Regions from separate parts of the Homo sapiens genome. Here region 2 is linked to region 1. Evidence: chromatin loops called from intact Hi-C (ENCODE). Cell type or tissue: mammary epithelial cell. All regions are shown on one strand. Each heading gives the region's core, and the rest is flanking DNA. Links, peaks and the distances in the headings are about the cores only.

The links. Peaks named below come from ENCODE experiments on the same cell type or tissue, not always from the same donor. Only the 100,000 strongest peaks of a DNase experiment are listed, where the experiment ranks them.
Region 2: it touches region 1 in a loop (4-fold over the local background); 2 of 110 quality-filtered maps call a loop at or near these places.

The regions. Positions count from the first base shown.
Region 1 is chr10:102,002,616-102,018,803 of GRCh38, forward strand. It overlaps ARMH3 (armadillo like helical domain containing 3), which reads right to left. Exons shown (of 26, transcript NM_024541.3): 9 at 11,353-11,409; 10 at 10,218-10,261; 11 at 9,108-9,168; 12 at 7,362-7,408; 13 at 6,759-6,834; 14 at 3,925-4,018. Among named protein-coding and RNA genes, the nearest start is that of ARMH3, 45 kb to the right of the region's middle. RefSeq lists a silencer at 1,911-1,960 and an enhancer at 7,232-7,301. In mammary epithelial cell, for the core only: a CTCF peak has its summit at 7,405; a DNase peak (open chromatin) is centred at 7,386.
Region 2 is chr10:101,930,546-101,946,733 of GRCh38, forward strand. ARMH3 (armadillo like helical domain containing 3) reads right to left here. Exons shown (of 26, transcript NM_024541.3): 23 at 9,318-9,393. Among named protein-coding and RNA genes, the nearest start is that of KCNIP2, 95 kb to the left of the region's middle. RefSeq lists an enhancer at 8,064-9,263. In mammary epithelial cell, for the core only: no CTCF peak of the experiment used is centred there; DNase peaks (open chromatin) are centred at 8,026 and 8,886; H3K27ac peaks cover 1,152 bases.

The DNA.
Region 1 (16,188 bases), core at 2,879-10,878:
GGCAGACTTCCCTTCCCCGCTTAAGGGAACTGAAAGTAATAGTAGACTGAAAACAGATGAACAGGTCAAGCGCAGTGGCTCACGCCTGTAATCCCAGCACTTTGGGAGCCCGAGTTGGGCACATCACCTAAGGTCAGGAGTTCGAGGTCAGCCTGGCCAACATGGTGAAACCCCATCTCTACTAAAAATACAAAAATTAGCTGGGCATGGTGGTCGGTGCCTATAATCCCACCTACTAGGGAAGCTGAGGCAGGAGAATTGCTTGAAACCGGGAGGCGGAGGTTGTAGTGAGCCGAGATGGCGCCACTGCACTCCAGCCTGGGTGACACAGCGAGACTCTGTCACAAATAAATAAATAAATAAATAAATAAATAAATAAATAAATAAAAACAGATGAACATTACTGATTGGAACAGCCTGGGAACTGAGTTTTACATACCTAGCTGATGTTTCTAAGAGAAATCCCCCACCCAGTTCTCTGAGCCACAGTCCCAATGAACAATGACAGATAATTGGCCTCTAATGACCAGGGCTGACCACAGAACACAGTATTTTCTTTTTTTTTGAGACAGAGTCTCGCTCTGTTGCCCAGGCTAGAGTGCAGTGGTGCCATCTCAGCTCACTGCAACCTCCGTCTCCTGGGTTCAAGCAATTCTCCTGCCTCCGCCTCCCAAATAGCTTGGATTACAGGCACCCACCACCATGCCCAGCTAATTTTTGTATTTTAGTAGAAACAGGGTTTCACCATGTTGGCCAGGCTGGTCTTGAACTCCTGACCTCAAGCAATCCACCCACCTCGGGCCTCCCAAAGTGTTGGGATTAAGGCATGAGCCACTGTGCCTGGCCCAGAACAAAGTCTTAATGTAGGCTTCCCAAAATTCTAAGACTTTAAATTAGACTCAGACCTCTTGTTAAGTGCTTTTACACTGCCTAAGACACAATATATAAGTTAAAAGGAGTCTTATAATGGCCCAAAAAAGCTAGAGAATCTATGGCTTTCTGCTACATTTTCAGCCATGAAGACTCAGTTGACTTTGGGATATTACTCATAATATGTATTCATAACCATAACAGATCCCTCTGGAGTTATTACGACATATGCAGAGAACATTTATGAACAGTGAGAAACATTTGCATTTTATGAACCCATAATAAACAGCAAGCACAACAAAAAGCCTTATGAAAAGAAATCAGCATGCCCAACCCCTGGCTATTTTCCCAGTTAGGCCTCCAAGAGCTAATATAAGACAAATATATTTTTATGTTGAAATACTAAAAGGTTTTAATTCATGTTATGGGTTAATGACCCAAGACTGTCATTTCAAACCACAGCCTGTTTTGAAGCTCAGAACCCGTAATCATCCCTTTGTCCAATACAAGGAGGCACCTAACTGGTAAGTGGGGCTTTTTTCCTGCTCATACACAGCAATAACTGGAAAACTATCTTATATAATATGTAGAAATATAGAAGTATATGTATTTTTAGTTTACCAGAAAGTCCTCTCATGCCAAGGCTGAGTTGTCAAATGTCAAGTCTGAGCTGAGAACAAATGTTATAGCTAAACTGCCGGCTTTTAAAAATATGGCTCTGGTGACATACCTTTAAATATAAGTGGGCTACTGAACACCACTATAATTAAGATCTAAAAATTAAAAACAAGGTTGTAATACTTAGGAACCCTACAGAAGGAAATGAGTTAGGAGACAGGGAAAAGAACAAATAGAACAGAGACAGAATAAAATCCCTCACAAATTAAAATCTTCTTCCTAAGGAAGAGTCATTCCTTGATCTTTGGCTTCATAATTCTTCCCAGCAGCTTTTGTCAAGGGAGACAGTCATTTGAAAGTGGGCTGACTTGATCTTCCCACTAGAAAAAATAAAAGCTCACTGGTTGTAGGTAAGTAAGCACAAATCCTACCATTGCATAATCAAGTGTGTGGGTGGAAGTGTTCACAATGAACAGTTTGAAAGGCAGTTCTCTGAAGCATCCAAACCCCAACATCACATGGAACTCATATATATATATATGGCTTTTGATATCCATGGTAACCAGGCAGGGTTCATTCTTAAAGAGAAAGTACTGTATTTCCATTGGGTTATTCTGTGGCCTGAATAAACAGAGACAAGTAGGCAATCCTTACTACTTGCTCCTTCTCAGTAAGATATTTTGGGGCTGGGCATGGTGGCTCATGGGTGTAATCCCAGCACTTTGGGAGCCCGAGGCAGGCGGATCACCTGAGGTCAGGAGTTCGGGACCAGCCTGGCCAATACAGTGAAACCCCATCTCTACTAAAAATACAAAAATTGGCCAGGCGTGGTGGCTCACGCCTGTAATCCCAGCACTTTGGGAGGCCGAGGCAGGCGGATCACGAGGTCAGGAGATCGAGATCATCCTGGCTAACACTGTGAAACCCCATCTCTACTAAAAATACAAAAAATTAGCCGGGCATGGTGGCACACACCTGTAGTCCCAGGGAGGCTGAGGCAGGAGAATCACTTGAACCTGGGAGGTGGAGGTTGCGGTGAGCTGAGATCGCACCCCTGCACTCCAGCCTAGGCAACAGTGCGAGACTCCGTCTCAAAAACAAATAAATAAATAAAAATAAACATACAAAAATTAGCCGGGCATTGTGGTACATGCCTGTAATCTCAGCTACTCAGAAGGCTGAGGCATGAGAATCGCCTGAATCTGGGAGGCAGAGGTTGCAGTGAGCCGAGATCACACTACCACACTCTAGCCTAAATGACAGCAAGACTCTGTCTCAAAAAAAAAAAAAAAAAAAAAAAGATATTTTGGGATTTGGCTTTCAATTCTAAACAGATCCAATTTGCTACCATATATATAACTAACAATGGCACCTCCCTGTCATAGTTCTGTACTGTTTATACTGCCTGGAAATGTTACTGCCACGGGTGGTATATGAAAACTTAAAGGAGAGAAAGAATAAAGAAGGTCATTTCACGTACAAACAGTGGGGAGGCAAAAAGAAAGTATCAAAGTTGGATTGTCTGTACTTCTTTACCAAAACAAGGTCAATCTTTGAGCTACAACATCAAATATTAACATAGATTGTTTTTAGGTTACAATATTCCACCAAACACACTCAGCCTATAATAGACCTCAAAATTTTTGGCAAAAATTCATAATTTCTTTTCTGTTGCCTTTTTCTTAGGTTCCAGCCATAAGATTTATGAAGGGGAAATTTTCACCGTTGTTGTCTTGAGGGAGATAAATCTTACGTATCCACCAAACTCCCAATTATAATACACTCAAAGCCTGTCCTTTCCAACTGGGAGTGGCTGATAGACACATAACAGTGAGTGAGTGCCAGGTTCACATTCTCATTCATTTATTCAACAAATATTTATTAAGCAAGTACCATGCTGGGCACTATGCTAGGCATTTAGTAGTAAACAAAATAGACAAGATCCTGCTTACATGTTTGGGTTCTCAGTCTCTACTCTCACTAATCTTAGGCAAACTGCTTCATTTCTCTGGCCTTAATTCCCTCATTGATCAAATGGTAACATCAGATAACATTACTATTTTACATTCATTTCAGTGCTTTATAATCACAAGGTGACATTTTTCACAAAATATCTCATCTGAGCCTCACAAGGACTCTGAGAGTGTGGCAGGACAGGCATTACTGACCTTGCAGGTCTAGCACTCCATGCCTCTACAACTACTCCCTGAGGAGGAAAAGCTAGAGTTATGTAAGCTTCTTTTACAGAGAAAATCACTGGACTGTCTTTTTCCAAAGTTTTCTTTGGAAATTTAGGAGGCCTGAAGGATAGTACTACAGACCAATTTAGTGGGAAAAATTAACAACTACGTAGGTTCTTTGTTGAACACAGCTATGCTCACTCTGAGAGATCTAAGATCATATTAACCAAGAAAAACAAAGTGGTGGTGGGCTCACCATCAGAGGAAGGCGGTGTGGTCCCAAGTGGTGTGACTGGGGTTGTAGGAGCAGGACTGACAGGGGTCGTCACCAAGCCCATTTCTGGATGGCTCTGAAAAAGATACACAGATGTGTAAGAAAACAGAAAATCCAGTTCTCCCTGAGTATCAAGTGCCTAATACCAATAAGGACTGGTATTCTGGACCTTATAATTTTTTTTTTTTGAGACAGCATCTTGCTATGTTGTCCAAGCTGGTCTCGAAATCCTAGGCTCAAGCACTCTCCTGCCTCAGCCTCCTGTGTACGTAGGACTACAGATGCATGCCACTGTGCCCCTAGTCTCATAATTAGAAAGCTCACTGAGGCTGGGCACAGTGGATCACACCCATAATCCCAGCACTTAGGGAGGCCTGGGCAGATCACAAGGTCAGGAGATCGAGACCATCCTGGCCAACACGGTGAAACCCCGTCTCTACTAAAATACAAAAAATTAGCCAGGCATGGTGGTGCATGCCTGTAGTCCCAACTACTTGGAAGGCTGAGGCAGGAGAATCACTTGAACCCAGGAGGCGGAGGTTGCAGTGAGGTGATATCACGCCACTGCACTCCAGCCTGGTGACACAGCAAGACTCTATCTCAAAAAAAAAAAAAAAAAAAGAAAAAAAAAGCTGAGAAGGGACTACTTCTGTATTTCGTTCTCATGAGTACTTGATTACGACTGATGCTTGCTAATCTCTAATAAGCTCTGTGTGCTAATTTATCTTAAGCAACTAGGTTCCCATTACATAAGTTTTTCTGTGGCACCACAGACATTTAAAAAAAAAAAAAAAAACTGGGGTCAACAAATATACAGGATTATTCTACAAGAGAGCAGAGAACATTTGCAATCCCATCCAGACCTGGGATCTCATCAGATCAACCTAAAACACATCAATAGGCTGTTCTGATAACCAAATAATTGACTAGCAGATGTAGATGAGTCAAGGGGATACCAGGTACTATAAAAAGAGCTATTCAGCCGGGTGCGGTGGCTCACACCAGTAATCCCAGCACTTTTGGGAGGCCGAGGCAGATGGACCACGAGGTCAGGGGATCAAGACCATCCTGGCTAACACAGTGAAACTCTGTCTCTACTAAAAAAAAAAAAAAAAAAAAAAAAAAATTAGCCAGGTGTGGTGGCAGGCACCTGTAGTCCCAGCTACTCGGGAGGCTGAGGCAGGAGAATGGCGTGAACCCGGGAGGCAGAGCTTGCAGTGAGCAGAGATCGTGCCACTGCACTCCAGCCTGGGTGACAGAGCGAGACACCATCTCCAAAAAAAAAAAAAAAAAAAAAAAGCAAAAGAGCTATTCAGATGGCGGCCTTCCTGTTCCACAACAAACAAAAGTGTGTGTGCCTTCATTGGGAGGCAAAGACATGGTGAGACACCCAGTAGGGACCAAAACAGATGACTCTTCTGTCCCTAACCTTTCTTAGCCATCCCTCCCACATCAGCTCTTGAGAATTAAGCTGAGTGATAGCTGTTTTTAACTTCCCTTTTCTTCCCTAACAGCTTTACCAGCACTTTACCTTCCTCACCTCTTCCTTTACAATCAGTTATAGGATTTGGAGAGCAGATAAGAAACGAGTGAAAATAATAACTAAAGTCTCTATGTTATCAGTCATGAAAACTCTTAAGTGTTCTATGAAGCAGATCTCAAACCAGCATGATGCTTTTTAAGCATGACCTTATTTTTGTGTTAAAATTCAAATCAATAGATTCCATATACATCTACCCTTTGAGAAAAAGCATAAGCAAACTTTCCCTTAAAATAACCCTACATACATATTTTAAACAGTCTGGCTTTAAGATAATAACACTTTATCAATTTTTTAAAATGGCTTTCATGGACAGCTCTTGAGTTCTTGGTCTACTTTAGTCCTCTTCTATGCCAATTACTGTGGCTATCCCTCAGGCATGTGACCCATCGCTCAGTATTCTGGGGGTATTTTTGTTTGTTTTTTTATTTTGTTTTATTTTGTTATGTTTTGTTTTTATTTTATTTTTTTTTGAGACAGAGTCTCACTCTGTCACCCAGGCTGGAGTGCAATGGCGCGACTTCGGCTCACTGCAAGCTCTGCCTCCTGGGTTCACGTCATTCTCCTGCCTCAGCCTCCCAAGTAGCTGGGACTACAGGCGTCCGCCACCACGCCCAGCTATTTTTTTTTTAATTTTTTTTTTATTTTTAGAAGAGACAGGGTTTCACCGTGTTAGCCAGGATGGTCTTGATCTCCTGACCTTGTGATCCGCCCACCTCAGCCTCCCAAAGTGCTGGGATTACAGGCGTGAGCCACAGCGCAGGGCCCAGCGCTCAGTATTCTATGACTTCCTTTCAATGTATGTAAACCACGTTATCTGTTAACAGCTAACCTTAACCTGGCCAGGATATTTTTTACTTTTTTCCTCTGGAAATTGGTGAGATAATAAGGTGAGTGGCTTGGCCTATTTTATCTCCAGTTGTAATTCCACAGTGGTGTGGAAAGCAGAAAGCCCAATATAAAAATCCACATAGCGGATAATACCAGGGATTTCTAGTGAGCAAAATGAAGTCATGACAATTCATTTGGGTTAACAGGATCAATAAATTGGCCAAAAAAACTAACTTTGCACGTTATTAGACCCATTTCAGCACCAATGGAAACATACATATTTGAGGACAGCAGGAAACAAAGGCAACTGATTCAACTCCTTGTTACTACCACTTACCAATGCAAAGCAGGGTTTAAACAAGTACAGCCAGATAGGCTTTTCAATGGAATTAATCGGTATGAAATTTAGAGAGAAAAAAACACTGGGATTTTTAATGTGACCAACCTGAGCTAATACTGTGATGAAGTTGCGATTTAAATGAACAGCTTCATAAAGTGCCAGAAGAATGGCCTCATTGGTTCTAAAGAAAAAGAGAACAAATTGGAGCAGTTTTTATAGTGGGGGGAGTTAAAACAGTATAACCATGAAGATAAGATTGGATTGCACCCCAGCGCCTCATTATCAATTCCTTTGCATTTCTAAAGTTCCCCTTTACTTGCCATTTGGGCGTATGCAAAAGTGTATAGGCAGGAGTCAGGGCCTTCACTTTAATTCCTTAGGACCAGTTCTCATCTACTTCATTATCTTCCCTCTGTTTTTCCACCTCAACCCAGTTAAGTCCTCAACTGGCTCAGACACCCATCCCTCTTTTGTTTCATTGCAGAGATAGTCTGGCAACAGTTGTTCAGCTTATTGTCGCTCAATACATATGAAAAGCAGAAATTTCTAAGGGTCCATTAATGTTCAAAACCCATGAAACATTTGAAAATCACCAAAAAAGTATGATTCTGTAAAAGATTAGCAAGAGGTAACACTGCACACTCTCATATCCAGCAGGACAGCCCACACTAAAGTCCAAGTCACTGCACAAGAATGTCAGGCACTTACTGTACTGAGATTTTCTCATGGGCATCTGCTATGAACATGCTGCCCACCTGTGGAAGAAAAGGGGAATTGCAAACTTATAGCAGGAGGATATGAGAGGAGCTTTATGCCTAGGAAGCCTTTTATCAGTGAAGAAAACAAGCTGCTTCCACCTGGGGAGAACTTGGAACTCTAGGCCATAAGTCACACACACCAAAACCAGCCCACTTTGAAAATCTTAAAAGACTCATAAGTAATAAATGAAATAATGAGAATCCTACTAAATCATCTTGCCTAGTAAATCATCTTGCCTACTAAATCACCTCGCTTTAAAGAAAAAGCCTAGTACTTTTGTCCAACTCTCCTTTTCAGTGTGTAAGTTTAGTCCCTCTGACAGTTAACCTACACATCTTCATCACTCTGTATCTTTCCTAGAAGTTGCTTATTTGAAGTCAGAAACTAACTTAGGAAAAACTTCACAGGAAGCAGGCTGACTTCAACCAACATAAAGCTATCTTTGGGAACAATATTCAGGTTTCAGACCAAAGCTGTCTATATGAGATCCACTCTCCATTTTTCAGATAACAAAATCTTTAGTTTGTGTCCTAGTCAGAGCAAGTGAATAAGTAAATGGAGTAGGCTGCCTCTAATGTGTATGATATCAGAAGCACTAAGATGCCTACACCCACTAAAAAATACCTCTTCCACCTCCTTAATTATGCTTGAAACTATACACAAACCTATGCTCCTAGAGCTTCATGTGTTTGGTACAAAACTTTCTGAAAACTTGACTGAAAGGCAGAGATATCTGGGAGCAGTATAATTGTATCTAATTCATTTCATCAAACACCAGTACAAAACTCATACTTCTCTAGCCCCTGAGAGACTTCACTCATTTACATTTTGGAGTTAAAGAGTTTATCAGGCCCCTTCCTGAGAACAGGCTGAGAAGGCAGAAGGAACAATTCGTAAGCAGTGGAGGAAAAAGAATTGCAGAAGTGGAGGAGGAGAGGGGGCAACTACTTCTTGCAACTAACCAAAAAATTGTCTTGCCCTAGAGCTGAATACTTGGATAATAATGCCCGAAAGACAGACTTTCTGAATCTGCCTAGATTCTAGAATCTCCTAGATTTATCTCTTCAAAATCAGTCCCAGATTATCTGGTACCAAATGCCAAGAAACCTTGCCCTGGAGTCTTGCCAGCTGGACCAATAACTTCCCTAAAATTCAGACCTCTAAGCCCAAACCCTAAGCTATTAGAAGAGTGGCACAGATCTACTGCACGATCGCTCAACCCTAGGACCAGCTATGAGGATCAAACAGCCATGGCAGACAGCAAAGGAGCATTCAGGAGAGCACTCAGATCCAAACCCTACTATACCGTGTTCCACAAGGTCAGTGCCTAAACGGAGCCAACTCTTTAGGAAGCAAATTCTGGCTTAATGTGTACCTTTTCTTTAGCCTTTAAAAAATTAATTAATTAATTAATTAATGTGGAAAAACTAAGTGCCAGAGAAACCAAAGCTCTCCTTTCCCCATCTCACTTGGTTTTGAATCTCACTAAAGGTACATCAAAAGTGGGGATTCAAAAAAAAAAGAAAGAAACTCAGTAAAGGAAATACACTCCCCAAGAAAATCTGCTCTGAGCAGCCTCTCTCTTGTCATCATGCCATCACTTCAAATATCTGAACTTCGGAGCCCGATTTGTCCACCCCTGCAGACCACACTGTTTCTGTTTTTTTCAGGAGAAAAAAAAAAAGCAGGACTTACCATATTTGTTAAAGCAGAGAAAAAACCACTTTGGTGTTCTTCTTCCTTGTCTTTATACTGCCTAAACAAAAAGAACTAAATTCAACTTTAGGATTGTTTATCAATTATGTCTTTGTCCTTGACATTTGGGGTAATCAGGGCAGAGCACTCTTAAAATTCTCTGACTCCAGAAAACTAAAGCATTATGACAATCAAGCATCATGACAATCCCTGCAAGCTAAGAGTCACCTGTCTGCTCTTGAGGTAGTGTGTACCAAAATGCCTGGCTACTTTGGGAGAGACTTAGACTTAGAAAGCAGGCTGCAAAAGTGCCCTAACATATAGCTGATCCAGTTACTTCTCAAACAATCTATTACTTGAAAAGTGTGACAGTAAAATTACTTTAGGGCTACAACACTGAAAATCTTGTTTCTTTTTAAAGGAGGAGGAAGGAAATCAGTAAACTAAACTCTCTGCAGAGATGGGACAGATTTGAAGTTCTGATACCCAATTGTGTGTGAGAAAAGTCTAGAGAGGAGCATGAAAGATCCTGCCTGGCCCTTGCCAGAATTAGGGATACTTCTGGTTTCCATTCACTAATGTCAGATCCTTCCAGCAAAAGGGAAAGCAAGCATCAATGAAGGGAGCCCCCAGGAGAAACAGGGACTCTGGGAAGTTGAGGTTCATTCCCAATAAATAAGAAACATCTGTCAAACTAGGGCTACCTAATATACTTTCTCCTTTTATATATTTTTTAAGATAACAAAAAAGCAGTCTCCACAACCTTTTTTACATGGAAAATACTTGTATGATACACTGGACTAAATGGAAGTGCCCACTTGTGGCTGGAAGACTAGTTAAAATGCTCTGTAATAAAATACCAAAAGTTGCAAAGGAATGTGCCTAACTGCCTAAAGAGACACTAATCTGGTGGCTACTTTTCCCCTGGTGTTAAAAACAATCCCTGCTAAGGCCATCAAGCAAAGCTAGAGCAAATACATCTGCCAGGGGCTGTACATCTGAATACTCTTAGACTAGGTAAGGGAATTTGACCCAAGAACTCTAACAAAACTCTAACAACCAATTCAAATGAAAATCAGACCCCCTTCCATTCTGGAAAGGTGGACTTACCTGTTGTACTCAGATAAAGCCTGAGCAATTACAAGTCCCATTCCCTAGAAGGGAAAAGATAGCACAGGTGAAATAAGACAGTAGCCTTTGGGAGTTGGTGATGATGCTAGAACAAGGTCAGAAAGAACACTAATTAGCCCAAGAAGTCCTGCCTGAAAGTTGGCGACAAGGACAGAAATTCTGAGAGGCACTGTCAAAGCATCAAAAGGAAGTTCTTTGGGAAGACTTTTCGTATCTAATTATCTTAATGTTCCCAGGTACAATTAAAATGGATTATCAAGCGGTGAAACAGACCAGCCCAGATTGTTGACAATTTCACTGGGATCATTTTCACTTTGAAAGAGAAGATCCAGTTAGAATCTTCAAACAAAAAGCCCTCAAATGTCTCCAAAACAGTCACAGCAAGGTGACAATGAGTCCATGCTAAATGAAGGTGCACATAGATAAGCCACTTTCTTTAAAGCCACAGGAATGTAAAGGCAAGTAGCATTCAATAAATGTTAAAGTGACTTATCAACTTTCCCCCAGAACCTGTGATGCATAACACAAAGATCAATTAAGGCCACAGCATGAATCACGTGTGCATTTTTTCCATAAAGGAAATTGGAAAGAAGGAATAGGGTATGATGGAAAGGGAATAAAGCAAGACACCTGGTCATCTTCTTCCTCCCTATATTCAGAGATCAGATGTTATTTCTCAAACTTTCAAGGATACATATAGTAGATACAGATCATCCCCCTGTTTCAGTTTCACCAAGTCAGGCTATAAATACTATCTGGCTAGTTCTAAAAGAAGGAATCTCCCATCATTTAGTCATCTAAGCTTTCTTATTCTTGAATGTGTAATTTATTGACATCGTAGGATAATCAACTTCAGCACACTATAACATGAAACATAACCACTTCATCATGATTAGCAAGCAAATGTCCCCTCAAATCTTCCTTCCATGATAATAAGTCAGAAGACAGTAAAACGGTAGCACTGACGCACTAAAAAGAAATATTAATTCCCTCTCTATAACCGGATGAAATTGACAGAATAGCTCTCTGCTCTCTGTTCTAAATGTACTTTCACTGAAAGTAATACCATTGAATGCAAATAAGTAAGACAATACACAAGGATCCAGATACTCACATTGAGTGTGGCCTCATCATCCACGATAGACAGCTTCACAATATAAGGATTCACAGACTGTTAAATAAGAGAAGAGACTCCAGGTAAGTCTGACCTAGTTAAGAAAGCCCGTTAGCTATCTTTAAAGTGTTAACAAAAATGCTTCCATAAGGCCCTCTCTCTACAGTGATGCTCCTGATACACAGTCCCAATCCATATTGCCTGCTGACTCCTCCCATTTCCAGTTAATTTTTCAGTGTGTCTGGGCATTCATCAAGTGTACACACAAATACACATACACACCTCAGTTCTGTTCTACCATTAGGCTAAATCAGTGCAGGCCTTATGTCCATCACTTCTACGATCTTTCCCTCTTACTTGCATCTAAAAAGTAAGTGAGTGCTCCACAACACTCATTTTGTCCTACCCTACCAATAATTTACTAAGTCCATACAGATAGCTGTCTTTTGGGGAACATAAAAGCTTCTTGCCATAAGGCACATATTTATAAGTTGCTAACTTATATTTTCATCCCAAAGGCTCCCTAACCATTTCACAAACTACATGCAAGGACTGATTCACCCACCCGTAAAGCAAAGCCACCTTGGGGTGGAAAGTGGCAGCTGCTTAACAGCCAGAGAGGTCATTTATGGAGATCTGATACCCAAATAACACTGCAGGGAGAACTGAAAAAAAGGATGTAATTACCCAAACAACAATCTGGTCAGGACACTGGAATTTAATGATTGTCCCATCACTTAGAGCACTGGAAGAGTTCTTGGGTTTTTCCAGACCCAATCTCAGTTGGGCAGCATAAATGGTCATATATTTAAACTCATAAAGCAACTGGATCATCTCCTACAAGGGGGATGAGAACCAATGACCTCTCCTTACACCTATGGGATGTGAGGAAAAATTTCATATAAATCAGGCACCAATTCTAATCCAAGAGAGGCAAGGAACAATAGTTCTCAGACTGGCAGTTTCTACAGCTACCAAAAAAACTCATAACTAAGAAACTTGAAAACCCAACTGAAAGGCTCATTCCCCACACAGACCTATTTAACCAAGCTTCTGAGGGCATCTTTCGCACGTCAACTGGGAACAGAGAAAGAGACAGCTTTGCTTTCTTAACAGCCCAAATGTTTATAAGGTTTAATGCAACACAACTTAAGGGGTAAAACCCACTCCATTTGTTACTTGATCTGACAGAAGGAAGGCTCTCAACATTTCTTCCTATAACCAACAGTCAAATTCTGCTGATTCTACAGACCTCAAGGAAGCTCCCATGCAAGTGGGTCCTTGGAAAAGAAAATCAAGCAAAATCGGCTGACTTAGATATGCTGCCATGATGAGAGTAACACTAGAAAGAGCAGACCACTATTTCTTGGCATAATTTTTGAAGGTTCTAGTCACCCAAAAGTAGACTGTTTAAGGTTTTGGGATTTTTTTTTTTTTTTTGAGACGGAATTTTGCTCTTGTTGCCCAGGCTGGAGTGCAATGGCATGATCTCAGCTCACCACAACCTCTGCCTCCCAGGTTCAAGCGATTCTCCTGCCTCAGCCTCCTGAGTAGCTGGGATTACAGGCATGTGCCACCACGCCCAGCTAATTTTGTATTTTTAGTAGAGACAGGGTTTCTCCATGTTGGTCAGGCTGGTCTCAAACTCCTGACCTCAGGTGGTCCGCCTGTCTCGGCCTCCCAAAGTGCTGGGAATACAGGCGTGAGCCACTGCACCCAGCCTGTTTTAGGTTTTAATTGGGGTCATCTGATTTCCAAGCAAACGTTTGCATTCTAGTTCTTCTGCTTATTAATTGTGACGAATTAGGCACATAAAGCTAAGTTTCTATTTCCTCATCTGTAAAATGAGGATATAGATTGAGTATCTCATCTAAAATGCTTTAGGGCTGGGCACGGTGGCTCATGCCTGTAATCCTAACGCTTTGGTAGGCCAAGGTGGGAGGATCACTTGAGCCCAGGAGTTCAAGACCAGCTTGGGCAACATGGCAAAACCCTATCTCTACAAAAAATTTAAAAAGCTAGCCAGGCATAGTGGCACACGCCTGTAGTCCCAGCTACTCGGAAGGATGAAGTGTGAGGATCACTTGAGTCCAGGAGGTCAAGGCTGCAGTGAGCTGTGATCACGTCCTTCCACTCCAGCCTGGGTAACAGAGTGAGACCCTGTCTCGATCAATCAATCAAACAAACATTTGGGATAGAAGTACTTAGGATTTTGGATTTTTTTTTAACATTTTGGAATATGTGCATTACACTTAGCTGTTAAGCATCCCTAATCCAAAAATCTGAAATACTCCAATGAGCACTTCCTTTGAGTGTCATGTTGGTATTCAAAAAGTTTCAGATTTGGGGGCATTTTGAATTTCAGATTTTCAGATAAGAAATGGTCAACCTGTATTTTTTCTCCTGGGGTTGCTAAAAGGCTTAAATGAAGTAAGACACATCAAATCCTTAGCACAATACCTGGTACATGCTAAAGGCTTAATAATTGGTACAGGTAGCTGTGTGTTTTCCTCTTTTACATTATTATCACATTCAAAGGAAAGCTCTTTAGGAAAAAGGCAGTGTGGGGAGAAAAGGAACAACTTAATTAGACATAACAAACAATGTGTTAATTTCTGAGAAATGTCATGCTCTAGGAAACAGTTGGGATCTGAGTCACTTCATCTCAGGAGACTTGGCCAGCCTAGAAAGCCAGGATCTTATGTTGTGAAAATTTCTATTTTACCAGAGGCCAATTATTTAAACTATACCACTGTTGTACTGGTCACTTTTTAAAACTGGAGGAAATCTACTTTTCATCCACAAGACAGAATTACAAAATCTTTGAGTCTTCACAGTATCACTCTACTAGGGTCCTGCCTTTATTTGATTGCAGGTACACTTAACGTTTTCCATTGCTCTTCCCTAGACCTTTTTTGGGGGCTCTTTTGTCTTTTTGGATGAAATGATTAAAATGGAACACATTACTTGAAGTGAGGAAGAACTACACATTTACTACATGGTATCTTTTCTATCACTTTTATTGCTTAAGTCCAACAACTTCTTCACTTTCTCTGTGCTTAGTTGGGTACCCAACCTCTCTGTGCCTCGGTACCTTTCTGGAAAGGTTACAACTTACCCCATTGGTCATGAGATTGATTGTACTGGTGGCTAGAATGCTATTCTCCCCAGCACACTGCCTCATGCTAGTTTGCACAGAATTTCACCAGCTTTGGTTTTGCTGTGTTCATCTGGAATTCTTCACGTTCTTGTCAAAAACCTTCCTACTCCATGATCACCAGGCTTCCTTAATGGTTTCTGGTGAATGATTTATATCAAAAGCTGCAAAGCCCAGATAAATTAGGCCCACCAGCTCGCCCTTGCCCACTACATTAATTCTTCTGGGGGCTTCTGAAAGACTAGAGATGCATACTTCATTCCAGAAATATGATTCTCTCCAGTTCCTTGGCCATGTCCAATATTTCAGACTGACATTTCAGAGAGCCCTACTGAGCTGAGCCAGGATTCGGATCACAATCATGAAGCCAAGCCATTGCCTCAGAGTGGACTGCATCCAGTAGAATGCTCCAAAAATATTCATTACTGATGATAGTGTGTTCCTATCACATATAACCCTCACCTCTCTTTAACTATCCTCAGCATTTTTCCACAGCTATTTTTCTTGCTGTTGTAATGAGGCCCCAGAGGCTATTACACATGACAGAGATCAAAATGGCTACCATGCCAGCCCCTCCAGATCATCAGTAAAATAGGTGTTGGGAATAAATTTCATATTTATTAGGAGCTCTACCCACCATTCATCAGTTCCTCCAAGACAATGAAAACAATCAGATCCTGGAATTTATAACACATTCACATTGCTCTGCATATTCTAGTCCCTCTTTAAGTATTCCTTTCTCACGGCCTCCCCTTCTTCCATATCTCTTCTTATAAGAATAAGCTCCAGATTTTGTGTTACCCATCACTTTCAACCCGGCCAAATAAAGCCCAACTAGGACTCATATCAAAAATCACTAGGTGAAGATCCAGAAGCTCAAAAAAGAAAATTCTCTCTCCAGCTGGCCCAGTTCTCACAGTACTGCTATTTATTAAGTGAAGAAAGTCAGGTTGCCTCAGTGCAGCTCCTGACTTTTGGGTTCAGTAATGTACTCCTAGTTACCAGGACTCAGTGCCAAATGCTTCCTACTCCTCAAAAGCAATCTCCAATGAAGCCCCCGGTCTTCCTTGAGTGGTCCCCTTCCTTTTCTGTGTATTCTGCCTTTTGAAGGGAATCAAATATATGTGCCAACCCAAGTATAAATCTCTGGGTTCTGCTCTTCATCTCAAAAACCTATAAATCTGCACCTTGATTAATTCAGGGGCAAAAAGAACTCCAGAACTCATATGAATAAGGCACTGTCTTCAATTTTTCATTAAAATCAGAAGGAGTTTCTAGGCCAACAGCGATACTTACATAAGCAGATTGCATAAGAAGATGTGATACACAGTGATGTGCTGCATAAGGACATTTTGGTCCATAATGGACTGCATATACTATGGTGGTCCCATGAGATTATAATGGAACTGAAAAATCCCTATAACCTAGTGACATTTTAGCCATTATAACATAGTGCAACGCATTCATTACTCACATATTTCTGGTGATAATGGTGTAAAGAAACCTACTGTGCTGCCAGTCATATAAAAGTGTAGCACATACAATTATCAGCCAGGCACGGTGGCTCACTCCTGTAATCCCAGCACTTTGGGAGGCTGAAGTGGGCAGATCACTTGAGGTCAGGAGTTTGAGACCAGCCTAAATAATATGGTGAACTCCATCTCTATCAAAAATACAAA
Region 2 (16,188 bases), core at 5,426-13,425, 70 kb before region 1:
TGATATAGCCAAGGTTGCATGGTCAGACATCTCCTCAAAGGACTGAAAGTGATAGAAAACACAAACTCTTCCCACCCAAACTATTTTCCCATCAATGATGCAAAGGCTCAGGCTGACAGCCTAAGTTCCAGTATTGCCCCTGATGTCAGCTTGTAAATAAATATTATTTTGTGTCTCTGGTCCCTACTAAGCCCAGATGAGTACAGAAAAAGGACTGAACAAAGTTGGGTATGGAAGGGGCTGATAAGATTCCCAGACTTGCACAATCAGGACAACAAATTTTTAAAAATAATAATAATAAACATGTATATAGCACTGAATATGTGCCAGGCACTATTCTACATGCTTTATATATATTGTCATTTAGTAATCTCAATAATGACATAGGTCCATTGTTATCCTCACTTTATAGCTGAGAAAACTCAAGGAAAGAATGGTTAAATAACTTGTCCAAAGTAATGGTACAGCAAGGACTCAAACTCAGACAACCTGACTCTAGAGTCCCCACTCTTAACCACTACATTATGCTATCTCTTAAACAGCAGAGGAATGAGCAAACCTAAGAAACAAAAAGGAATGGAAATATGTAGGAAAAAACGGGAGAGGCTCCATTTCTATCTCTAATCACAGTTAAGTTCCAAATTCAGCCTGACTCAAGTTAAGAAATCTGAGCTGTAGTTATCTCAGAAAAGCAGTGGGGGCCGGGTGCGATGGCTCACGCCTGTAATCCCAACACTTTGGGAGGCCGAGGCTCACATCTGAGGGTCAGTAGTTCAAGACCAGCCTGGCCAACATGGTGAAACCCTGTCTCTACTAAAAATACAAAAAAATTAGGCCAGTGTGGTGGTGGGCACCGATAATCCTGGCTACTCGGGAGGCTGAGGCAGGAGAATCGCTTGAACCCAAGAGGTGGAGGTTGCAGTGAGCTAAGACTGCACCATTGCACTCCAGCCTGGGCAACAAGAACAAAACTGTCACAAAAAAAAAAAGCAGTGGGCATTAGGGAAACTGGATATCCACGTGCCCAAAAATGAAGTTGGATGCTTACTTTATATCATATATAAAAATTCACTCAAAATGGATCAAAGGAAGCTGGGTGTAGTGGTGTATACCCGTAGTCCTTGCTACTAGGGAGGCTGAGGCAGGAGGATCAATTGAGCCCAGGAGTTCAAGATTAGCCTGGGCAACGTAGCAAGACCCTACCTCAAAAAACAAAAAAGGATCAAGGACCTAAATGTAAGGGCTAAAACAACATAAAACTCTTAGAAGAAAACATGGGAGAAAACCTGATGACATTGGATTTGGCAATGATTTCTTGGATGTGATAACAAAAACATAAGCAACAAGCGAAAAAATAGCTAAGTTAAATTTCATCAAAATTAAAAACTTGTGCATCAAAGGACACCATCAATGAAATGAAAGGCAACCCATGGAATGGGAGAAAATATCTGCACATCATATGCCTGATAATGAATTAATATCTAGAATAAAGAACTCCTAAAACTCAACAACAAAACACCAAAAAACTCCATTAAAAAATGAGCAGAAGACTTCAATAGACATTTCTCCAAAGAAGATATACAAATGGCCAATAAGCATATAAAAAGATGCTCAACATCACTAGTTATTTAAAAAAATGAAATTAAAGTCACTATGCGATAGCACTTCACACCCGCTGGGATGGCTAGTAACCAAAAAATGGAAAACAGGAGAGAGGCAGAGCAAAAAACAAAAACAGAAACAGAAAACAAGTGTTGGGAAGAATGTGAAGAAATTGGAAAGTAACATGGTGCAGCCACTTTGAGTGACAGTTACTCAAAATGTTATACAGAGAATTACCATATGATTCAGCAATAACACTTCTGGGTACATACCCAAAAGAAATGAAAGCAGAGTCTCAAAGAGATTTACATACACTCATGTTCACACTAGCATTAGTCACAATAGCTAGAAGGTGGAAGCAACCCAAGTGTCCGTTGACACGAAAATGGAGAAACAAAATGTGGTATATTCATACAATGCAATATTATTCACCCTTAAAAAGGAAATTCTGCTACATGCTACAACACGGACGAACCTTGAGAATATTATATTAGGCAAAATAATCCAGTCACGAAGGACAAATATTTTATAATTCCTCTTATATAAAGTTCCTAAAATAGTCAAATTCATAGAAACAGAAAACAGAATGATAATAGCCAGAGGCTGGGAGAAAGAGGGAATAGGGAGTTTGTATTTAATGGGTACAGAGTTTCAGTTGAAGAAAAAGAAGTAGCCCTGGAGATGGATGTTGGTGATGGTTGTGCAACAATGTGAATGTACTTACCATTAAACTGTACACTTAAAAATGGTTAAAATGGGCCAGGAGCGGTGGCTCACGCCTGTAATCCCAGCACTTTGGGAGACTGAGGCAGGCGGATTACGAGGTCAGGAGATCGAGACCATCCTGGCTAACACGGTGAAACCCCGTCTCTACTAAAAATACAAAAAATTAGCCTAGCGTGGTGGTGGGCACCTGTAGTCCCAGCTACTCGGAAGGCTGAGGCAGGAGAATGGCGTGAACCCAGGAGGCGGAGCTTGCAGTGAGCGGAGATTGCACCACTGCACTCCAGCCTGGGCGACAGAGCAAGACTCTATCTCAATTTAAAAAAAAATCGTTAAAATGGTAAATTTTATGTTATGTGTATTTTTATCACAAGTAATAAAAAATAGGGCAAACATAGAAAAAGACTCTAAGAAAATTTCAGGATAAGTTTAGGAGGGGGTTTAGATGCTAAAGTCACACTCATCTAAAACACAGCAGCCTCCAGCTAAAAATCTTAATATTTAATTATGAATGTCTGAATCTCCTAAACTAAGACTTCTTTACCTCACTGCAGTTCACCAAGTCCAGCTATGACCTATTGTAAAACTTCATTTTGCAGCATAAACCAAACTAAGGTAAAACAGATGATTAACCACATGGGATTCAGTATTTGGTTTTTTAATTCTAGCTGTAGTCTTAAGAGATTAGGGTACAGCAACCATTACAATGATATGTAATGCTCCCAGTCATTGGGTAAACAATATTATACCAGCTTCATTTTGGTGCTTTGTTTTAATCTGCATAATGCTTTTCATTTTCTCTAATGGGAGATCAGCAGGGTCTGATTAACAGAAAAAAAAAGGTCATGATTGATAAATTCTAACTCAGTGAAGATAATATGAGCCTACCTGCCACCTCAGAGCAGACAACTGCAGAATAGAAGGTTATGTTCATGTACTCCCTGCTAGTCAAGAGTCAACAGCCCAATGGCTCTGCTTCTATCATTAATCAATTTAGTCCACATTTACTTTTCACTAGACTAAGTTGCATCCTTCAGCTGAAGTGCCTGGACATGAAACTGCTTCTCTCTCATTGGTAACCATTTTGTTAAGTGAATTATAGCAATGCAGCAAAGATTTCAGCCCAAACAGGTGAGTGGGCAAAGGAAGTTGGGGAGACCTCACATCCCTTCCTAACCCTAACTTTGCTATCGACAGTGATTACTGCTTGAAGGCTTATTTCCTGTGACATTCAGAATTCTGTACACAGCCTATTCCAAAGGATGTTATACTCAATAACCCCATTATCTCAGAGGCTGCTGAAAGCTATTCTTGTTCCTCAGCCTCCCCAGCAGTGTACACTTAACCATGTGTGTGTGTGTCTATGCGCGTGCACATGTGCGCACCCATGTATGAGGGGAAGAGTGTTTTTTAGGGTGAAAGAAAACAGCTACATAAGCAAGTAAGAAGGGTGGGTGAGGGGACCACTTTGGCACTGGAACAAAAAGACCATGAAGTGAACAGGAAGACAAGAAGCAAACTCCCTAGGTGAATAATTAAGAGATTTAAAAGAAACACACTAAATTCTCATTCCAAACCCCAGGCTTGTCACTAATCATAACAATATCTGAAAAGTCATTCTTGAAGAAATACTGAATGTCAGCTTAAGGCATTCCAAATAAAGAAAAAAGTTAATACATTAACCATAGTTAAAACTTATCCACTTAAGAAAATTACAGATCAGGAGAATCACCTACTTGCAGTGTGATTCAGTCACTATTTCTTTCTGTGAGCAATCAGAGAACAGGATTTTGAACTCGGTCCTAATAAAATGCTCATTAAGTGAAAAGCATTAAAATTTTAATTTGAAGAGATTCATTAAGGGCCTCAAATTACTTACCCTGAAAGTTGTTTGGTTAGATGAAGGTCAGATTTTAGTTTACTATCTTTCTCTCTTTTGACTAATAAGGTTAATAGCAGACATCTTCCTAAAGTACAAGACCTCACTGGGATTGCCTGCCAAGTGTTGGCAGGAAATATTTAGCATATAAGTCTTCAGACAAAAGTTTCCAAATTTCAGGATAAGTTTAGGACGGGTTTTAGATACTAAAGTCACACTCCTCTAAAACACAGCAGCCCCCAACTAAAAATCTTACTATTTAATTACAATGTCTGAATTTCCTAAACCAAGACTCCTTTACTGTGCTGCAGTTCACCAAGCAGCCCTGCACTGGCCCCTCAAAGTACTCCTTTGTGAACCATTAGATCTGTGGAAGCAGCTGAAGCAACAATTACACCAAGAAGCGGAATCTCAAAGGTGGAGCAATATATATATATATATATATATATACATTTTTTGTATAGCAAAGCAACGACACAACTCTCCTATAGAGAAGAAAACATACAGGGCCCTGTTTGTGTTCCAATAAAGACAGCAGTTTCTAAGCAGCTGCATTTTAAGAATCTCACTGAAGGATCAAACAGGGAGAGGCAAATTGTTTAAATACAAATAACTTTGACAGTTAAAGAACTAGCATGACTAAGCCATGAAAGACAAGTGAAAAGCAAAAAGACTGACACTTGAGCAAATTTATGCTCCGAGTGTGACGAAGTACTTTTAACTTTCACTGTCACAATCTAAACTAAGTATTCTTAGAACAGAAAGGTCTACAGCCTTCCTGCTGCCTTTCACCTGCTAGGGAGACACTACCTTACAGTAGTCATCAGATGCACTGCATTCCAGATCTCAAAGACATAATTTGGAGCTATTGTCAACTGGCAAACTAGTCTGGAAGGCCTCACAGCTGTTTGCTGTCTAAAGACTTCACATGCAACCCAAGCCCTTCTCATGGTTATTAAAGAACATACTACAGAAGAGGTGGCTAAGAGTTTGTTCACTCTGCCTTAAAAATCCTTTTCAGGTGTGGGATCAGCACAAATACCTTTTATAAACAGCAGAAACAAATGCTGCACAACATCAGAATTTTACTACTAAGTGTTTATATCTCTATCCTTGATCATCAACTTGGTGTTAAATATCCCACAGTATTCCTGGATAACCACAGGTCAGATTTTCTGACACAGGTTGTTTTCTAAACCACAGAAAGTAGTGTCATGGGTATATAACACAAGCTATTAGCGAAAGGCAAAGGAGCCTAAGGCAGCACTCATTACCATTGGTTCACTGGAGTACGTACTTCCAAGTCATACTATTTTTTGCTCTCTGCTAAGAGAATACTGACTGAGAAAAGAAAACTCCCTGGACTGCCCTCATTCAAAGCTATCAAGTTCTCCCTACCAAGGAAAGCAAAACACCTTTCAAGGTTAAGGTAATATCTTAACTTTTATAGAAAAGAAAAATTGGCCGGGTGCGGTGGCTCATGCCTGTAATCCCAGCACTTTGGGAGGCCGAGGTGGGTGGATCACGAGGTCAGGAGTTCGAGACCAGCCTGGCCAACATGGTGAAACCCCATCTCTACTAAAAATACAAAAATTAGCCGGGAATAGTGGTGCGTGCCTGTAATCCCAGCTACTCAGGAGGCTGAGGCAGCAGAATCACTTGAACCTAAGAGACAGAGATTGCAGTGAGTACAGATCACGCCACTGCACTCCACCCTGGGCAACAGAGTGAGACTCTGTCTCAAAAAAAAAAAAAAAAAGAAAGGAAAAATGAAGAAATGAAGATGTACTTAGGAAACACTCTGAGGAAGGGTCAAAATGCTAAACCTAAAAAAAAAAAAACTATGGCAATTTCTCAAAAAATTAAATACAGAATTATCATATGACACAGCAATTCCTCCTCTGGGGATATGTCCCCAAAAAGTGAAAGTGGGGTCTCAAACAGGTATCTGTATACCCATGTTCATACCAGCATTATTTATAATAACCAAAAAGTAGAAGCAACTCAAGTGTCCATCAACGGATGAATGGATAAGTAAAATGTGATACATACAGACAGAGGAAGATTATTCACCCTAAAAATGAAGGGAATTCTGACACATGCTACAACAGGAATGAACCTTGAAGACACAAGTGAAATAAGCAGTATTTTATAGTTCACTAGGAGCTTTCATATGCATTACATTATATAATTCTCACAACTACTACCTGGTGAAATAGTTGCTATCACCAGCACCCCCACTTTACAGAGGGTGGATAGAGGCCCACAGAAGCTAAGTAACTTGCTCAAGGTCACACAATAAGTGGTAGAGACAAAAGAAAAAAATAAGTTTTTCCAACTCAAATTTCCATATTCCTTTCAATACATCATGGTGAGTTTTCTGTTTAACCCTCCATGTTAAGTCTTCAATGCAGCTTTACAGAAGGAGGCATTATGGTTTGCAAGAAAGAGCAGCCCTGAACTTGGACTTAGAAGACCTATGATTAGGCTGGGCATGGTGGCTCATGCCTGCAGTCCCAGCACTTTGGGAGGCCAAGGCAGGTGGATCATTTGAGCTCAGGAGTTTGAGACCAGCCTGGACAACATGGTGAAACCACATCTCTACAAAAAAATACAAAAATTAGCCAGGTCTGGTGGCACGTGCCTATAGTCCCACCTACTTGGGAGGCTGAGGTGGGAAGACTGCTTGAGCCTGGGAAGCGGAGGCTGCAGTGAGCAGAAATCGCGCCACTGCACTCCAGCCTGGGCGACAGAGTCAGACCCTGTCTCCAAAAAAAAAAAAAAAAGAAGAAGAAGAAGACCTATTATTAATTCTCAGCTTTGCCAAGGAACAAATATGGGGCCTTCCACAATATACAACATCTTTAAGACTCAGTTTCCTCACTGGGAAAAAGTATATTTTAAAAAGTACATAATACACCCTATAGAGTTTGAAGATTAAAGAAGGTAGCATAAGAAAGAGTAGCACAAAGTCTGGCATTTAATAAGTGAGAATAGATGTCAGAAAAAAAAAGGGTAAACATTTGCAGGCTTAGTACTACCTGTATTTTTCCCTGATCTGGCCTTACTGTGGTGACATTCAAACACTTCTTTCCAATAATCTCTTAAGAAAACTGATTTGTTTGTTTTGAGACAGGGTCTCACTGTTACCCAGGCTGGAGTGCAGTGGCATGATCTTGGCTCACTGTAGCCTCAACCTGACCTCCTGGGCTCAAATGATCCTCCCACCTCAGGATCCTGAGTAGCTGGGACTACAGGCATGTGCCACCATGCCCAGCTAATCTTTGTTTATTTTGTTTTTTAGAGACAGGGTCTCACTATGTTGGCCAGGCTGGTCTTGAACTCCTGGGCTCAAGTGATCCTCCCACCTCTGCCTCCCAAAGGGCCAGGATTACAGGCGTGAGCCACTGAACCTGTCCATGACTGGATCTTTTTGCTACTTTAGATGTATACTGAGTCCGGTTATTAGCAACAGTAAAAATGATGTGATTATTGCAGCAAGTTCATCAGAGAAATTTAAGGAATGAAAATGAAGGTATATGCCTGACAGTCATGCAAAGAGAAGAAAGAAGTTACATGGTAACAAGGCTCAGCCCAGTCCTTTCTTAGCTGTCGGAAAAAGGAGAGGTCAAAAGCTTAAATCAGCTGCTTGATGGCCCTTGGGAAGAACACAGACAGCAGCCAAGCCAGAAACCACTGAAAGGAAAAGCAGAAGATAAGGCAAGTATAAAGGAATGTGATCAAGGAAACAGGCCCCAGATGAAAAGGAGCTGCCTGGAAGGCCTACATAAATACATGAATGAGTCAACACAACATAAATTATACCCATATGCACTTCATACCCTAGCCCAGAACCTGGTGACCTGGTGCTTCATTCAAACACCCACATTTGTCATGCTGCCCTTGGGTCATAAACAGATATTTGGGAGAAGGCAGTTTGTAATTCCTGATTCTTACAGAAAATCGCATTTATCGTAAGGCCTCACCACAGTATCTGGATTATTTGCTAGGTGCAGATATGCATTTATTTGTGAGATTTATAAAATTGTGTTTGATGCAAAATGAGTCTGGTGACAGGTAAGGCAGACCAACCTTCACTGCAATCTTGTTAGCACATCTCACCCCATGCTCCCTCATCCCAGCCCTCTTAACACACAAATTTCACACTTCTCCTTTTATGCCCAGATGTGCCAAACAGGGTAGTAAATCACTGCAGGGACAGGGCATTTTACCTTTAAATAAAAAGAAAGAAAAGATATAGGAAAAAAATCACAGACCAGCTTTGTCACACATTAGAATCTATACCAAGTTGTAAATGTGCATTACTATTACTAGGAATGTCTGGCAAGGCTTACATCTGGAGCTAAATCAAGTTCCCCATCTGTTGGGTTTGCCTCTTTTACTCAATGTTAATTTTTCAATTGTTTATAAGAACAGTGTAATAACTGTTGAGAAAATGAAAAATCAAAGGCACAAAGGGAGCAACGAACAGAAGAAAAGTCGAATTTAGGTTTCCCAATGGTGAAAGCACTTTCTCTTCTCCATTTACCAACAGCTCACACCTGTGCATGGGTGGTGCCTCCTCAAGACCCTGACCAACTCCATGCCTGACACAACTTTATGCAATACATACAGCACTCTGTAATTGTCTTGCTGTTTCATAAGCAACCTAAAATGACTCAGCCCCATGGACTCCAATTGCCTCTGTTTACCATAAATAGAAATAGTCACGTAAAGTAAAAGGTCAACATTCTAGATCTCCATGAATCATTCACTGAAGTCATGGAGAAAAGCTGAAAATCTTTGGAGAAAAGTTTTCAGATGACCTATACATAGAGAACACTCTGGCAACTAGCATGCCTGAAAAGGGCTTATAACCATCTCTCAGTAAAAAAATTCACAGAACAGCCAGCACTTTGAGCTGTTTCAATATGATAAAATAAAAGCCTCGTGTACTCCTGCTTTTCTTGATCAAGTACGACAATTTTTCTTCCACTCCTACAGACATCAAGGCTTAAAATAGTAGTAGTGTTCAACACACTTTACTTAGAAAGGTACAATAAACCTCAGGAAGAGCCAAGGAACTCTGCAAGAGATACTTCTCATTCCTTACCTGATATTAACCAATGCATGGGTCACCTTGCTAGCTGCTTCCTTCCACTGGCCTGCATTGGTAGAAAGCCTCAGGACTGCAAAGAAGGAAAGAACACAGATCTGTCAAACCCCCGGCATAAAACACAAACATGAGGAATGAAGACACATCTCAGAATAGCACTCTCAGAATAACCAAACAAAGCCTGCGCCAATCTTCTGTTAAAAACATCCTCAGCTTAGATAAAAATACAAGGGCTTATAGAATTCTCGCAACTATTTTCACTCCAGTTTTTTCTCTAACTTCTTTTCACTTTCTATCAAAATACTCTACTCCTTCTCTGCCTTAGGTTTTCCCTCCCCTCTGCTAACCGGGTTCCATAACTTAATTTTTGCATGCATTTACAATCTGCACTGGGGTGGTGATGTGAGGGTAAACTTGTTGCCATATCTATCATTTCCCTAATGGTGGGGGCTGATTTAGTGGAACTGGCTGGCTTAGTTGATGTCCCTTCCTGCTCTATGTATATGCATAAACTCCTTAACATATAAACTCAGTCAAACAGGACACATCCACATAGAGGATGGTCATGTGTCAATCAAGGATTAACCTTTTTTTTTTTAATTATACTTTAAGTTCTAGGGTACATGTGCACAACGTGCAGGTTTGTTACATATGTATACATGTGCCATGTTGGTGTGCTGCACCCAATAACTCGTCATTTACATTAGGTATATCTCCTAATGCTATCCCTCCCCCATCCCTCCACCCCACAACAGGTCCCGGTGTGTGATGTTCCCCACCCTGTGTCGAAGTGTTCTCATTTTTCAATTCCCACCTATGAGTGAGAACAGATTAACCTTTTTTTGCTCCTCTGACTTAACTGTTTGACCTGCAAAATGAATCTACAAGAACGTTCTTCCCTTGTGTGACCAAATTCTCTCCCTTTTCCAAACTCACACAGAGAGGAAAGATAATAGAAATATAGACCTGAATATATCCTCTATCAGCTATGATCTTCAGAGCCACACATGCCATTTTAGAAAAGAGACAAAACAGCACAAGTGCTCCTTGAAAGAGCAAGCACATGGTAGGCACTCTAAGTGTATGTTTTAATGAATGGCTAATTAATAAGGGCTAAATATGCAGAGAGCTTACTATGTGCCAGGCACTGGACCAACTTAGGTTATATGTAATGTAGCATACAGATGAGGAAAACCAAGACTCAGAGGAGACAAGTACGGTAACTGATTGCAGTCATTCACACAAGTTGTAAGTAATGGAGCTGGAATTCAAACCTGGAGGGAAATGACTCAAGAGCCTACATTTATGTAGAGAAGTAACTACAAGATCTCTGAAGCCAATGGTCAGGGTCCAAGTCCAGCCCCTACCACCTACTAGAAAATAACAGCAATACCTATATGAAAGAATTGTTATATATAAAGCTCTTAGATTAGTGCCTGCCACATAGTAAATAAGTTTTAGCTATTATTAATTTCAACAGACTACCTCCCAAATGAATGAATGAATGTACCTGGACTTTCCCAAAAGAAAAAAAGTAGGGCCTCACTAACATTAAGAAATGTGTGACCAATCTGTATATGACCCTCATAGCTGAGTACCATCACTATGTACGCCTGACCAAGATTCTGAAGAGCTGCAGCAGAAGCTCTATCAGAGGGAGGGCCTGTGGCTGTGATGGGGGAAAGAAAGCTCATCTGGCTGCTCTACGTCTGTTCCAGCAATGTCTCACATTTATAAATTCATGCAATTTAATGAAAAAGAAGACAGAAGACTTAATAAAACACATCAACAGTGCTGCTTTTTTAATTTATAAGATTTAGTGCAAGGGAATTTGGTATAGTTCCAAGTTAGAGCTCTACAGTCTAAACTCAGGTTTCACTGAGTGCATGTGAGAATTTATTCATGTAATGAACAAAATTGTTTCAGGAAGCCATACATTTATTGTTCAACTCAATTGTGAAATTTATTTTTTTAATTTTATTATTATTATACCTCAATTGTGAAATTTATTTAGATGCATTGGTTTTTCACCAGATCCCCCACAAAAATCACAAGTTCTCTGATGGTAGAACCTAGACATTTATGAAATGGAGCTGAATTTTGCCTCCTCACATTTTCACAGAGGTATTGAACTCTGTCCACGGATTACTTCTCTGTAATATCCTGTCAGCTCTGTTCCTTACTGAACAGGCACCCAGATGACCTCATCACTACATTTCCTTTGGAAACACCATTGGTTTTTACATTCTTTTCTAAGCTACCAAACTGAAACACAAAATTATTTCAAAATTCCCTAAAAGCCTCAAACTAAAGCCATCATTTATGTAGTAAATTATAGTACACAAAAATAATATGCAGCCATTTAAAAAGAGACATGAAAATTACAAAAAAAATGAATTGTATGTTAAAAAACACAAGCTAGAAGGATATCATGATTACAACTCTGTAAAACTATGCATGCATGTGGGTTAATATACAACAGTGAAAACAGTGGTAGTACTAGAACCAAGGAATTATAAGATTTTAATTATTTTCTATGCTTTTTCTTTAGTATTGGTAATTACCTTTGATTTTAAAAACAAGAAAAGACAGCTTAAAACATAATGTCATTTATGGTTCTGGGTAGCTTCTGTGGAAGTCCTTCCCATACAGTGGGCTTCACTGCAGCCAAACAGGAAGATTAAGTGTGTGCCTTTATCAAAAATGTCTTAGTGAGCCGGGCACAGTGGCTCATGCCTGTAATCCCAGCACTTTGGGAGACTGAAGTGGGTGGATCACTTGAGGTCAGGCATTCAAGACCAGCCTAGCCAACATGGTGAAACCCCATCTCTACTAAAGATACAAAAAAAAATTAGCTGGGTGCCGTGGCACATGCCAGTAGTCCCAACTACTCAGGAGGCTGAGGCAGGAGAATTGCTTTAACCCTGGAGGCACAAGTTGCAGTGAACCAAGATTGCACCACTGCACTCCAGCCTAGGCAACAGAGCAAGACTCCATCTCAAAAAAAAAAAAAAAAAATGTCTTTCCTCTTCTAGCCAAGATGCAGTAACTTACCCTCCTACCTTAAACAACAGAAACCTGGACAAAACATATGAAACAATGGTTGTCAGACATTGGAAAACAAGCAGCATAGAATTGTGATCCCCTAAAAGGAGGAAAACAAAGAAGGTGAACCCTACAACTGCCCTGCAGAAAAGTTCCCACACTGCAGGGTTGGGAAGAGGAATCTAAACAGAAGCTAGAAGTCTTGCCAAGTTGTAGACATAGAGATCAGCATTTGGAGAGGCCAAGACATCTAGAGGATGTGGGGCAGAAAGCTGGCAAGGAGGGAGTTTGACAGACAGCTCTGCAGATCCCTTACATCTCTTGCAGACACTGATCTATGCATATGGAAGAAGAAACTACCCAAGGCCGAGGGCGAAGAACCACTAGAAAGGAGAAGAAACTGAGGAGCTCACGGCACGCTCCACAAAGAAAATAACTTATGTTTCCACCAGCAAGAGTGGAAAGACCTAGTAACACATGGAGTATCAGGCAGGTTCTGGAAATGGGTACTGCATTTGTAATGGGACAAATTAGCCTACATTCAAGGTTGCTCTTGATCTACCCTCAACCCTTAAAAGCAAACCCTGAAAAGATCCAACTGATTCCACATAACATAATCAAATTCCAGAATAAAGTCCAATGTTACATAAAAGAAACAGAACAAAATCCAGCATCCACATCATAAAAATCACAATTTCTAAATTCTAATAACAAAAATAACCAGGCATGCAAAGAAACAAAAACATATGAACCATAAGAAACAAAAAAATATACGAAGCATAAGCAGAGGGAAAATCAGTCAGTAGAAACAGACCTAGACGTGAAGAAAGACAATGGAAGGAGAAGACAAGGACAATAAAATAGCAATTAGAGGCCAGGCACGGTGGTTCATGCCTGTAATCCCAGCACTTTGGGAGGCCGAGGTGGGTGGATCACGAGCTCAGGAGATCGAGACCATCCTGGCAAACACGGTGAAACTCCGTCTCTACTAAAAATACAAAAAATTAGCCGGGTGTGGTGGCGGACACCTGTAGTCCCAGCTACTCGGGAGGCTGAGGCAGGAGAATGGCGTGAACCTGGGAGGCGGAGCTTGCAGTGAGCCGAGATCCTGCCACTGCACTCCAGCCTGGGTGACAGAGCAAGACTCCATCTCAAAAAAAAAAAAAAAATCTATTAGAAATACGTTCGATATATTCAGGAAGACTGAGGAAAATTTGAAAATGATGAGGAAAGAAATGGAAATATTAAAAAAGAAACCCACGGCTAAGCACAGTGGCTAATGCCTATAATCTCAGCACTTTGGGAGGCTAAGGCAGAAGGATTGCTTGAGCCTATATATATATATATATATATATATATATATAGAGAGAGAGAGAGAGAGAGAGAGAGAGAGAGAGAGAGAGAGAGAGAGAGAGAGAGTCCAAACTGAGAACAGAAGAGCAGGGTCAAAAAATTTGAAGAAATTATAGCCAAAACATTTCCACATTTGATGAAAACTAAAAATGTACAGATTCAAAAAGTTCTAAGAACCCCAAGCAAAATAAAGAAAACCACGCCAAGGCATGTGATAATCATATTGTTGAAAACCAATGATAAAGAGAAAATATTAAAAGCATTCAGAGGCCAGGCATGGTTACTCACGCTTGTAATCCCAGTACTTTGGGAGGCTGAGGCGGGTGGATCACCTGAGGTCAGGAGTTCGAGACCAGCCTGGCCAACATGGCGAAACCCTGTCTCTACTAAAAATACAAAAATTAGCCAACCATGGTGGTGCACACCTGTAATCTCAGCTACTCGGGAGGCTGAGGCACAAGAATCGCTTGAACCCGGGAGACAGAGGTTGCAGTGAGCCCAGATGGCACTACTATGCTCCAGTCTGGGGGACAGAGTGAGACTCCATCTCAAAAAAAAAAGAGCATCCAGAGAAAAACAAAGATATTATGCACAGAGAAACAAGATGAAAACAACGGACCTCTTACTAGCAACTATGTAAGCCAGCAAATAATCAAATGAGATTTTTAAAGTAATGAATGAAAAATTTTATATTAAACAAAAATATCTTTTTAAAAAATGGTGTTCTACTTCCAGCATGGCAGAGTAAGCCCACTAAAGCCTCTATCTCCTGCTGATTACAGCTAAAAACTCTAGACAAAACATGAAAAGTAATTATCTGAGGGCTCTGAAAATTAAACAAAAGCAGACAGATTATAGAGGGAAGTCAAAACTTGGAGAAACGCTCACAAGAGGGTCAGTTTCCAGGTTTTATTTTTCCTATTTTCTCTTACAGCTTTGCCCCAAGGGTCAGCCAGTTCCAGAGCTGCATAGTGGAACTATGTGGATGGCTAAAACTCAAAAGGAATCCTCATCTTTCTGGAGAAAGAAATTGAGAGGCCAGGCGCAGTGCCTCGTGCCTGCCATCCCAACACTCTGGGAGGTCAAGGAGGGTAGATCACTTGAGTCCAGGAGTTCAAGACCAGCCTGGGCAACATGCCGAAATCCTGTCTCTACAAAAAATACAAAAATTAGGCTGGACACGGTGGCTCGCGCTTGTAATCCCAGCACTTTGGGAGGCTGAGGCGGGTGGATCACCTAAGGTCAGGAGTTCGAGACCAGCCTGACCAACATGGTGAAACCCCACCTCAACTAAAAATACAAAACTTAACCAGGCGTGGTGGTGCATGCCTGTAATCCCAGCTACTCCAGAGGCTGAGGCAAAAGAATCACTTGAACACAGGAGGCAGAGGTTGCAGTGAGCTGAGAGCGTGCCTGGGTGACACTCCAGCCTAGGTGACAGAACGAGACTCTGTCTCAAAAAAGAAAAAAAAAAATCCAGAAGATTATAACCAATCTCTGAGTGTATACAACATAACATTAAAAATGTCCAGGAGGAGGCCAGGCTCGGTGGCTCATGTCTGTAATCCCAGCATTTTGAGAGGCCAAGGTGGGCAGATCACCTGAGGTCAGGAATTCGAGACCAACCTGGCCAACATGACAAAACCCCATCTCTACTAAAATACAAAAAATTAGCCAGGCATGGTGGCAGGCACTTGTAATCTCAGATACTGGGGAGAATGAGGCAGAAGAATCGCTTGAACCCAGGAGGCAGAGGTTGCAGTGGGCCACTGCACTCCAGCCTGGGCGACAGAGTAAGACTCTGCCTCAAAAAAAAAAAAAAAAAAAAAAAAAAAAAAAAGTCCAGGAGGTAATCCACAATTACTCATAAAGAACCAGAATATATAATAAAACAAAAAAAGTGACCAATTCTCAAAAGAAAAGACAAAAAACAGATATCTGAGATGGCACATATGTTAAAATTATCATGGACTTTAAAGCAGTTATCATAACTATGCTCCATGAGGAAAAGGTAAACATACTTGAAATGAATGGAAAGATACAAGTTCAGCAAAGAAACTGAAGCCATAACAAAGAACCAATTAAAATATTTAGAAGTAAAGCTGGGCACAGTGGCTAATGCCTTGTAATCCCAGCACTTTGGAAGGCTGAGGTAGGAGGATCACTTGAGCCCAGGAGTTTGAGGCTACAGTGAGCCAAGAGTGCACCACTGCACTCCAGCCAGGGTGACACATATTTAGAAGTAAAATATGTACTATGTGAAATAAAGAATTCACTGGGTGGGCTTAATAGCAGAATAGACTGACAAAGGAGTCAGTGAACATAAAGTATAATAGAAATAATTAAATACGAAGAATAGAGACAAATGGGGGAGGGGAGGGACAGGGCCTCAGAAACATATGGGACAATATGGAAAAGTCTAATCTTTGTGATACTATAGTCTCAGAAAAGGAGGAGACAGAAATTGGGG